2 separate regions of the Homo sapiens genome follow, and region 2 is linked to region 1. Evidence: read pairs that join two places in POLR2A ChIA-PET (ENCODE). Cell type or tissue: PC-3. All regions are shown on one strand. Links, peaks and the distances in the headings refer to the core of each region. The heading gives the core; the rest is flanking DNA.

The links. Peaks named below come from ENCODE experiments on the same cell type or tissue, not always from the same donor. Only the 100,000 strongest peaks of a DNase experiment are listed, where the experiment ranks them.
Region 2: POLR2A ChIA-PET joins it to region 1 with 5 read pairs; 1 of 35 experiments calls an interaction of 5 or more read pairs at or near these places.

Annotation. Positions count from the first base shown.
Region 1 is chr10:70,824,471-70,829,846 of GRCh38, reverse strand. All of the region lies in intron 2 of SGPL1 (sphingosine-1-phosphate lyase 1), which reads right to left. Among named protein-coding and RNA genes, the nearest start is that of SGPL1, 11 kb to the right of the region's middle. In PC-3, for the core only: no CTCF peak of the experiment used is centred there; DNase peaks (open chromatin) are centred at 706 and 2,266; H3K4me3 peaks cover 2,164 bases; H3K27ac peaks cover 3,278 bases.
Region 2 is chr10:71,973,259-71,978,634 of GRCh38, reverse strand. All of the region lies in intron 1 of CHST3 (carbohydrate sulfotransferase 3), which reads right to left. Among named protein-coding and RNA genes, the nearest start is that of CHST3, 12 kb to the right of the region's middle. RefSeq lists an enhancer at 4,705-5,204. In PC-3, for the core only: no CTCF peak of the experiment used is centred there; DNase peaks (open chromatin) are centred at 2,494 and 4,024; H3K4me3 peaks cover 1,021 bases; H3K27ac peaks cover 3,728 bases.

The DNA of each region.
Region 1 (5,376 bases), core at 293-5,292:
ACAGTGACCTTTGAGTATTCCCCTGAACTGACACCTCACCACTACTCTTGCGGACTCTGAGAGTCATGTTAATCTGTTCTACAGAAAGGCAGCTGTGGTGTCCTAGAAAGTCTGGACTGGTAATCAAAACCTTCGGCTCTAATTTTAGCTCTCACTTAGAAGCTGTGTGATGTGTGGCACAACACTAAACCTCTATGCAACTGGACTCTGCTCATCTGCAAAAATAGAAGCCATTGGGATAATTCAACAAAACGTTCAGGAGAAAAAAAAAAGATACCATCGTCCACTCACAGGGTTGTTGTGAATATTAAATGAGATAAGGTAATAAGAAAATGACTGCAGATAATAAACACTCATTAAATATTCAGTGAACCTGAATTATCCAATGATAAACATTTTCCTTTTCTCTTCAATAAGCAACAAGGAAAAGTAACCTTCCCAGTCACAAAGGAGCTGGAAGAGGCTTTAAGTAGTTTGATTCCCATGCCTATGTTGTATTTTCTTACAGACGGTGGTAATAAAACACACCTTAGTAATGAGCTATTTCTCAGTTTTCTAAGAGAGATGTTAAGTCAACTCTTAATCTTCAACAATCTATTAAATCAATCAGAAGGCTGCGAGTGCCCTCTGGCCTACCTATACAACAAGATTAAATCACTTACCTACTATCTTTACAGATCGTAAACCTGTGTGTTTTCAGTCATCCAAACAGACTGTTGACTCTTGTGGTCGTGATTGTTGGGAAAGCATTTGAAAACATTTTCAGAAAGGGCTGGGTAACAGAGTCTTAGGCTTTCTTCCACTCTGGCCCAACACAGCCAGACAGGGAGCAGACTTACCCTGGCATCCTCATATTTGCCCTCCCCAGCGCCCTTCAGGACACTTCTGAAAGGCATCCCCTTTCAGAAGAATGTGAAAACAGAATTTCCAATTTGCCTCAATTGTCTCAAAGACTCGGTGCCATTAAGACTGGAATTCAATACAGAATTGATCTATTCCTTTTTAGACCCATCTGTCAAAACGAATTCAAAAGAATGGAATTAAATGCTTCAGTGAAAGCCTCCAAAAAACATGGTCCCCCAATATTGAGTATAAAGTGTTACTACAATAGCCACTTAGAATCTAAAGCATTCTAGAAGATTATGATTTTAACCTGAGAATTAACTACTACAAATATTTTAAATTCTGCCCTTAACAGGGTCCTTTTCATACTCAAAAAGAACTAAGGTTGCTTTGTTCCCATCAATTGTGTATTAACATTTACAGACTAGATAAACAAGAATGCAGTAGGCTTTACTCTCTGGGGAAATTACAGAAAAGGAAGGGCATTTCACATTTTAGAATTGCTTGTACAGGCTGGGTACAGTGGCTCACACCCATAATCGCAGCACTTTAGGAAGCCGAGGCTTCTCAATGAGGATGGTTAGAGACCCAGAGTTCAAGGCTGCAGGAAGCCATGATCGCACCACCGCACTCCTGCCTGGGCAACAGGGTGAAACCCTGTCTCCGAAAAAAATAAAAATAAAAAATAAAATAAAAGTGCCTATACAACTTCAGGAAAGAGTTCTCAGTGCTCTTCTCCATGTGTGGTATGCAGATGACAGAAATTTAACATTTGCTGCCCAAAGCTAAATCAAGAAGTTATATATTAAAACTCTGGTAGCGTAAATTAGTACAACCACTTTGGAAATCTGTTTGGCAGTACACGTTACCACACAGCAACTCTACATTTTATGTTTACCAAGACATGTTCAAGAAGGCAGCAGTGTCATTCACAATAGCCAAAAAACTAGAAACATAAATGTTCTACAACTACAGAACAAATTAGTTATAATATAGTTATACATTGTAACACTACACAGCAATAAGAAAGAAAAACTAATGCTACCTAAGAACATGACTGAATCTCACAAACACAATGTTGAGCAAAAAGGCCACTCACAAAAGAGAATATACTGTATGTTTCCACTTTATGTAAAGTTCAAAATCAGCAAAACTAAGCAAAACCTTTGGTAGGTATCAACTGGGAGGGACATTAAGAAGCTGGCTGGAGTGCTGGAAATGTTTAATATCTTGATCTGGAAGTATATTCATACATAAATATTTACTGACCTGGATAATTAAGATTTGTGCCCTTTACTGTATGCAAATTGGACCTCAAAAAAAAAGCCCTATGATTTTTTTAAACTCAAAAATGACTCATTCACTTTATGGGATAACAGAACAAATCGCTGATACATAAAGCCTGAATAATGGGCTAGGATTGTTCTGCAGTTTCTGCCTATACTAACAGGCAACTCATTCATTTATCATACATTTGAAGTTTCCTATTTCATGACAAAAAGCTGATGTAGCTATATTATGTCAAAAAGCAAATTATATGAAAAGCTCAACTTACAAGATGTAACAATTTTAAATCTGAATGCACCTAGTAACAAAATCTCAGCAAATATACAGCAAAATCTATTAATAATAGAACTAAAAAGGAGAAATAACTGATAAGGCATATGACTTGAAGAGGCAGCCACAAAACAGAAAATCCAAGTGGTTGGTAAACATTGAAAAGGGTACTTAACCACATCAGTTATCAGGAAATGCATACGGAAATTACAATTACATTTATCTGCTTACCAGATTGTCAAAAAATAAGCTTTATAAATATCAGGTTTGCCAAGTTGGGTGGAAATAACTCTCATATATTGTTGATAGTGGTATAAATTGTATTGGCCTCTTCAGAAAAGTTTAGCAATATCTAGTGAAGTTAGGCATGTATGCCTTTACAATCAGCAATTCCACTCCTAGGCACAAATCCCAGAAAAACTCTTGCACTTGTGATCACTTGTTATATAAGAACGCTCATAACAGCAATGTTTGAAAAAGCCTCAAATTGGAAACAACCCAAATGTGAATTATAAGTCAAATGGATAAATAACTGCAGTTTAGTCACACAATAAAATACTATATATACAGCAATAAAAATGAATGAACTTAAACTACATGCAATAACATGGATCGCATGAATACTGAGCAACACAGGAAAATCACAAAAATAAAAATACATATGCATCCATTTACATCAAGTTTAAAAAAAAACAAACTAAACTTAGGATGCATACACAGGTGGTTAAAACTATTTTTAAAAAGGCAAGGGAATAATTATAAAAGTCAGGATGGGGTTATCCATAGAGGGGAAGAAAGGAAATATTTGTAACAGGGTGAAGCGTAGAGTTAGAGATAAATGGTTTATATCCTAATCTGGTATCGTTGTTTTATTATTGTTCATTAAAATGTAGATATGTGCTTTCTATACTCTTCTGCACGTATAATAAATTCCAAAATAATTTTTAATTAAAATGGAGGGCAAGCCCTTCTTTTTCCGTTTCCTCTTCCTCTTCATGAATGAAACATGAACCTGACAGGTAGAACCCCAGGCAGCTACCCTGGCCCAGGAGGGGATGCACTACTGATAGCGGAATGACAGACAGAAGCAGCCTGGCACCTCAAAGACTCAGGAATGGCCTTATCGGCATGGAATGGAATGGGAATGAATGGAATGGAATGGAATTGTACTGGCATTGCATTGTATTGTATTGTACTGTAGTACTGTATTGTATTGTATTGTTGTGTTGTGTTGTATTGTATTGTACTGTGTTGTAATTTTTTTGAGAGAGTCTCACTCTGTCGTCCAGGCTGGAGTGCGGTAGTGTGACCTTGGCTCACTGCAACCTCCACCTCCCGCGTTCAAGCGATTCTCATGCCTCAGCCTCCTGAGTAGCTGGGATTGATTACAGGCACCCACCACCACACCCGGCTAATTTTTGTATTTTTAGTAAAGACGGGGTTTCACCACATTGCCCAGGCTGATCTTGACTTCTGGCTTCAAGTGATCCGCCCATTTCGGCCTCCCAAAGTGTTGGGATTACAGGCGTGAGCCACCGCGCCAGGCCAGTTTTCTCTTAAAGAAATATATTTATGTCTTTTAAAAAATCTCTATTACTTTAGGTTTTTCTGTTATATACACTCAAACCTAATTCTAGCTGATGCATTCAGTGATCTGGACACATGAAAAATTTTCTAAAAATTAAAGCTGTCCAACAGTGGAAAGAACCCCCTGAGAAAGTATGTAGCACTCACTCCTGACAGGGCATTGTAGAGGGATTCCTAGGCAGCAAGAAAGCTGGACTGCAGTACTTTTAAAGGCCCTCCAGGCAATTAAGATTCTAAGGCTACTACTGGAACAAAGCAGCTTTGGGCTTGCCAAAGCTGTGGCAACTGTGTGCCTCTGAATCTATCCTGTTAAAATCAGTGGGAACATTCCCTTTCTATAATCCATATGCTATCCACCTTCAAGATTCTGTTCAAGAATTATCTCCTCATTTGTGCCTTTTAAGACAAACTAGACCTCTCAACTCCAGCATGCTGGATGTTCTCCCCTCCAGATGATCTCCTCCTCCAGATCCTCCATCCAGCATTTTCCAGCTCGGCTATGTGCCTCCGGATTCCACCCTCTGAATTAAATCAACCAGACTCCTTAACCTCTGGTTTCCAGTTGTATTAGACCAATGGGAGGCTACAGCAGGAGATCAGAGGGTAGCAAAAGAGTTTGAAGTATTTATTCCCCTTGATGCCTTTCCTACTGGGTCACTGGCTGGCATTCCTACAGGTTACCTTCTCCTTCATCTCAACTCTCTCAAAGTTCCAGAAACTACTCCCTTCCTTGCCCTCTCACAGGCTTAAGAGTGTAATCCCAGCTACTTGGGAGGCTGAGGCAGGAGAATCACTTGAACCCAGGAGGCGGAGGTTGCAGTGAGCCGAGATCGAGCCACTGCACTCTAGCCTGGGCGACAGAGCAAGACTTGTCTCAAAAAAAAAAAAAAAGAGAAAAAACAACGTCAGAATAACCAACATGAAAATTTTTTAGGATAACTTGGTGCCTACCTGAAAAATGTATTGTGTTTTAGACTCTTGATTTCAAAAGGTTCCACAGAACTAGTCTGCGCTTACCTTACCCATGTTTATATATAGCTGTCCTACAGGGAGCTTTTATTTAGAAAATGTCTGCATAATGTTAGATTCTTCTCCTGTCTACATTAAGCACTACATAATTGGACTTCATTATGCTTTTGAAATGCTTATCTGCCTGTCACATAAGTTAAACTATTTAATTTGTTTTGAATGTTTTGGATTGCTACATAATACAATATTCTAAATTTAGGCATGAGGGTTTTTTTGTTTTGTTTTTACTTTTTTTTTGTCATCGCACTATGGAACACAAATTAAACTCTCTTAATTTATAAGAAGATAGTTGCAGTTAAATTTTGAAAATGGTTGTAATGAGCCATGAAGTTCAATCTTTGTAATATAGGTATTGCTCTT
Region 2 (5,376 bases), core at 117-5,116, 1.1 Mb before region 1:
GCTGTGAGGACTAAATGATCGATGTGTGCGCTTCTAGAACAATGCCTTGCACATAGTAAAGGGTAAAGAAGGTTAACTATGATTACTACTCTTGTTATTAAATGAGCTCTGGGGAATGAGAGGTTGCCCTGCAGAGGAAGGGAGCGGATTGTTGAGTTCATGATATTGTCCGGGGAAGCCTGGCAGCACGGGGTTAGGAATCTGGTGACTGGGGCCCAGCATGTTGGAGATCCAAGCCCAGCTGAGCCACTTTGTTTTTTTTTTTTTTTAAGACGGAGGCTCGGTCTATCGCCTAGGCTGGAGTGCAATGGTGTGATCTCGGCTCACCGCAACCTCCGTCTCCCTGGTTCAAGAGATTCTCCTGCCTCAGCCTCCCGAGTAGCTGGATTACAGCCGCCTGCCACCACGTCCAGCTAATTAGAGATGGGGTATCACCTTGTTGGTCAGGCTGGTCTCAAACTCCTGACCTCAAGTGATCCACCCACCTTGGCCTCCCAAAGTGTTGGGATTACAGGCATAAGCCAGTGAGTCCAGCCCTGAGCCACTTTGTACAGTGTGACCGGGCAAGTGACTGGCTTCTCCAGAAGTCAGCATAGAGGCATAGGAAGGCGTAGGAAGAAGCACAGAGGCAGGTTCAATATGAGGAGGTGGTGGTGCTGTTACTATTGCTGAATGCTTCATGGACTTCACTTCTCAGCCAGTGGCTCAGATCCAGCTGGTGGGAGACCTTCTTTAAAAAAATAAAAAAATCAGCCTGGCCAACATGATGAAACCCTGTCTCTACTAAAAACACAAAAATTAACTGGGTGTGGTGGTGCACACCTGTAATCCCAGCTACTCAGGAGGCTGAGGCAGGAGAATCACTTGAATCTGGGAGGCAGAGGTTGTGGTGAGCTGAGATCACGCCACTGCACTCAAACCTGGGCAACTGAGCAAGACCCTGTCTTCAAACAAACAAACAAACAAACAATCAAGCTCCAGCCTGGGCAACATAGAAAGACCCCTTCTCTAAAAAAAAATTTAAAAATTAGGTGGAGCACACCTGTAGTCCCACCTACTTGGGAGGCTGAGGTGGGAGGATCACTTGAGGTTGGGAGGTCAAGGCTGCAGTGAGCTATGGCTGTACCAATGCACTCCAGCCTGGGTGACAGAGTGAGACCCTGTCTCAAAAAAAAAAAAAAAAAAATCGAGCTTAGGGGACTCCGAATATACAGTCTGGCTAAGAGGCAGCATAGTTTGGTCAGATCACCCTTGCCATGCCCTGACCCCACAGCCCCAGCTGTGGCTACTGCCCTGCAAGACAAGAGGGGACAATGTTGAAGGGGCAGCTGGGAGGCCAGGGTTAGCCCAGAGCCTGAGACTGCTAGGCTTGGAAGCTGAGCGGGCAGGCTGGGGCTGGCCCCATTCATGCTGTGTGGGTGACTGCTCAGGTCTGGGGGCTGGGACTGTGGGCAGCAACACTTTTTGGGAAGGGACAGCCTTAGCAATGATCGTTATCATAATAACAGTCCTCGGGAAGAGCTGGACGCTGCAGGGGGCCCGATGCTATTTCCAGGTTATTTTTCAGGTTGTGCCTCGGTCAACCTAATTGTGAAACAGGGAAGGGTTTTGTTTTAAAGCTGGACAATTTAAACACAGCTTACACACACACACAAAACTAACAATGCTGAGTGTCTGAGTCCGGCATGGGAAAGAGACCACACATAGACTGTTTTGTGCCTTTTCAACTTTGCACCATGGACATGTATTATTGATTTTATACAATTTAATAAAACTAAAACCAAAATAAAAGTAGGTTCCAGTTTTCTATCCGTAGAGGCAAAGTTCTTTTGAGGGTAGCCTCTTGTTTGAGAAAAGTCATTTTAACAAGTCTTTGAATTTAAGCAGAGACAAAGGACAAATCCTATCACAGAAAGGAAAATTTGAGGGCAACTGGAAGAAAAATGGCCCCTCCAGTCTGAATTCAAGGCCTGCCTTCTCTGCAAGAGCAAAGACAGCTCCCCAGAAATTATTACAGCAACCATTGGGCCTGAGCCTGAGGAGGGGTAGTTACTGGTTTGAGTTCTCTCTCTCCTGGAGGGGAGGAATGGCCACCCCTGAAGCCTGATGAGACTGGGGCTGGGGAGGGCAGACTGTGAACTTATCAGCATTCCTGGGGGCTTCCCAGAAATCCTTGGGGTAGGGGCCAGAGTTGTACAAACTACACAGAACTGAGGCTTGGGGTACACTGATACACGCGTTAAAAGGCATGGGGGACCCCTGAAGACAGCAGGCCCGCAGACCCGTGTCCCCACAGCACCTGCCCACTGAGAGCAATGGCAATGTGCTGCATGCTGGGTAATGAGTCACCGCAGTGAGGCCCTTCCAGGGACAAGTACTGCCAGGACCAGGGTGGTGTTGGCATCTGGGTGGAGAAGGAACATTTTCCAAAGCCTGGAAAGGGCCTCTATGGCTTCAAAAGTGCTCCAAGAGCTTTTCTCCTACCCTAGAGGGTCATTTTCCCGAACCACAAAGAGCCAGTGACTGCAGAATGAATCAGAAGTGCAAGCCCCGAACAGAGAATCGAACAGGGCTGTGCTACCCAGTGTCAGAGGGCAAGCTGGCTCCTCCCTCCTCCAGGAAGAAACTGGCCATCTGCCTGCAGAAAGAAGACTTGAGTCTCGGTTCTACCGCGGGAGCTCAGGCCAAGGGAGCTCAGACAGCCAGAAAACTTCTCTAGGCCTCAGTGTCCTCACCTGGAAAGCAAGGATAATCACGCTTCCCTTGTGAAGGTGAGAGGATGTCATTCTGCACAGGGCACGGCCACTGGCCCCTCCACTCCAGCTGGCCTGACTGAGGGCGGCACCGGGAGAGAGCTGTGAGTTGCAGCAGCAGCTGCAAAGGCTGGCATCTGCGCCCACAGACAGGCCAAGGAAGCTGGCACTGGGCCCCTGGCTTGATTCATAGTCCGTTTCTAGGTGTGGCCACCAATGCCAGGACAGGCGCCCCCTGAGCCCCCGTGCTCCTTCCAGAGAAGAGAGTCAACAGACATTTAAAGAAACTTCTCACCCCAAACAGCCGCATGGGTGGGATTTGCACAGCCAGTGAAGCTGGATGTTCTCCTAAATGGATCTACAGACTTCAAGCCACTCTGGGGAGTGACCTACACTTTGAGATGAAAACTCCCTGTACTTCCTGTCTGCACTATACAATTTATCGGGCAAATGTTGGATATGTTCCACCTTCTGTGGTTCTCTGGTGGCTTTATTTGTGGCCGGATGGCAGAGTGGCTAAGAGCACATCTGGAGTTGGACAGTTATGGGTGTGAATCCTGGCTGTGTGGCCTTGGACAAGTTGCCTAACCTCTCTGGGCCTCGGGGATGGCATCTGTAAAATAAGACTACCTCGCGCAATCAGATGGACGAAAATAAAGCACTCAGTTCAAAGATGCTTAGTACAGAAAGAACTCTCAGACACTCAACTGTATTCTGCAGGAAGGCAGGGCCTGCCCGTCAGTCTGAATCTCCTCTAGGTCATGGCATAGTGCTGGTCACATAGCTCTACCAGGCTTTACTTTTTAAAAGTGATCCCACCCAAACAGCAGGCACCATTCTCAAGGAAAAGCAACTCTAAAAGCTCGACACAGGCTTCTGAGCTGTCCCCTCCCCACCCAGAATTCCAATCAAGGGCTTGGCATGGAAGCCCTTCTGGAAGCTCTTCATGCCCATCACCACTTCCAGAAGCTTCTGCCTCAGCAGTGTGTATGAGTAGGGCTGGGGCAGGGGACCCAGGCAGGGAAGGGAGTGGTGGGAAGGTGGGAGACAGTGGCTGGGGAGGAGAACCCAGTGCAGGAAGCTGGAGTGCTGACCTGGCCCTGCTACATGGGGTGTGCGGGTCCCCTTGCAGGACTTGGGGCACTGAGGTCATCAGGAGAACCATAGAGGGCAGACAGCAGGTGGGCGGCAGACAGTGAGACTCAGTGATGTCATGTTTTCCCCAAATGACTCAATGGTTTGCCCTGGGCTATGAATGGTGAGCTGTATGCTGTAGCCTCCAGTCCTCCCTACCCTCCAGGCCCGCCTGGCATCTCTCCCCGTCTCCACCCTGCCCCAGGGACCCACAGTTGCCACATTCCTGCTCTGCTCCTGGCTGCGGCCCCAGCCCAGGGCTCATCCCTGTGATGCCCCTGCCATGTCTCTCCAATCTTCACTTTGAGGGAAGACTCAAGCGACAGCAGACCTGGGTGTTATTACTGGCTCTGACTCTCCCTGACTGAGTGACTTTAGGCAGGTTACTCAACCTCTCTGAGCCTCAGTTTCCTCATCTGTGAAATGGAGACATTGCTAACAACCTTGCCGGGTTGTAGGGGGCTTGGTGAGAATGACTGTGAAGAATCTGGCACATGGCAGGTGCTTAGTGAATGGAAAGAATGACATTCAAGGGCCTCTATGATCTGACCTCAATTTCCTTTTCTAGCTGCATTAAAACATATACCTATATAATAATAGCTCACCCTTCCTGATGCTCAGTGTGCCAGGCACTGCTCTCAACACTTGTATAGAAATACATTTTATTCCCATGTCTTCCCCATGTGGGGGGTACCAGTAGTGAGAAAACTGAGCTCAGAGAAGGTAAGCAACTTGGCCACGGCCACACAGCCAGTAAGTGGGGAGTTGGGGTTCCCGTGAAGGCAGCCCGGCTCTAGAGCCTGTGTGCGTAACCACAACTCCATCCTGCCTGTCTCTCCTCGTGTATCCTATACATTTCAGTTCAGTCCAGCCAGACTCCTCACCAGTCCCTGTCTTCAATCGGAACTTTCCCATCCTCGTGCCTTTGCCCAGCTTCCCTCATGCACTGGAATGCCTGCCTCCTCTAGGAAGGCTTCCCCAAGTCTTCCCTCATGTCCACCTCTGTGGGCTCATCACAGTGGGACTCAAAGGTGGTTACTGGGGCACCCAGCTCTCCTCTCTTCCAGCTTGAAAGTCCCTCCTGTTATCCCACCATCTTGCAGTGTCAGCATGAGCATAGGCGCGCAGGACCTGGACAGGTGATGCCCAAGAACCCAGCACTCTGTGCCCCACTACTTTTGCAAGGACAGACAGCTTGAGGGCTGGAGGTGGGGCCACAGAACAGTTCTACCCACCCCTGGGGAGGCAGCCGGCCAGTAGGGCTTCCTTCTCTCTGCTCAGGGAAACGACTCAGCCACGGCAGGCCTCGTTACTTGCAGATGGGAACTGGACCCTGGGGCTGTTGAATGGCTCTCCACTTGCTGGTGGGGTTGAGCAGTGGGCCCAGAGTGCAGCCAGCCACCAGCCCAAAAACGGGCATCCAGGGCAGGCAGGCAGACAAGTGGCAGGACTGGAGGGGCTTCTGGAAGGGTTTCAGGCTCATCCTCAG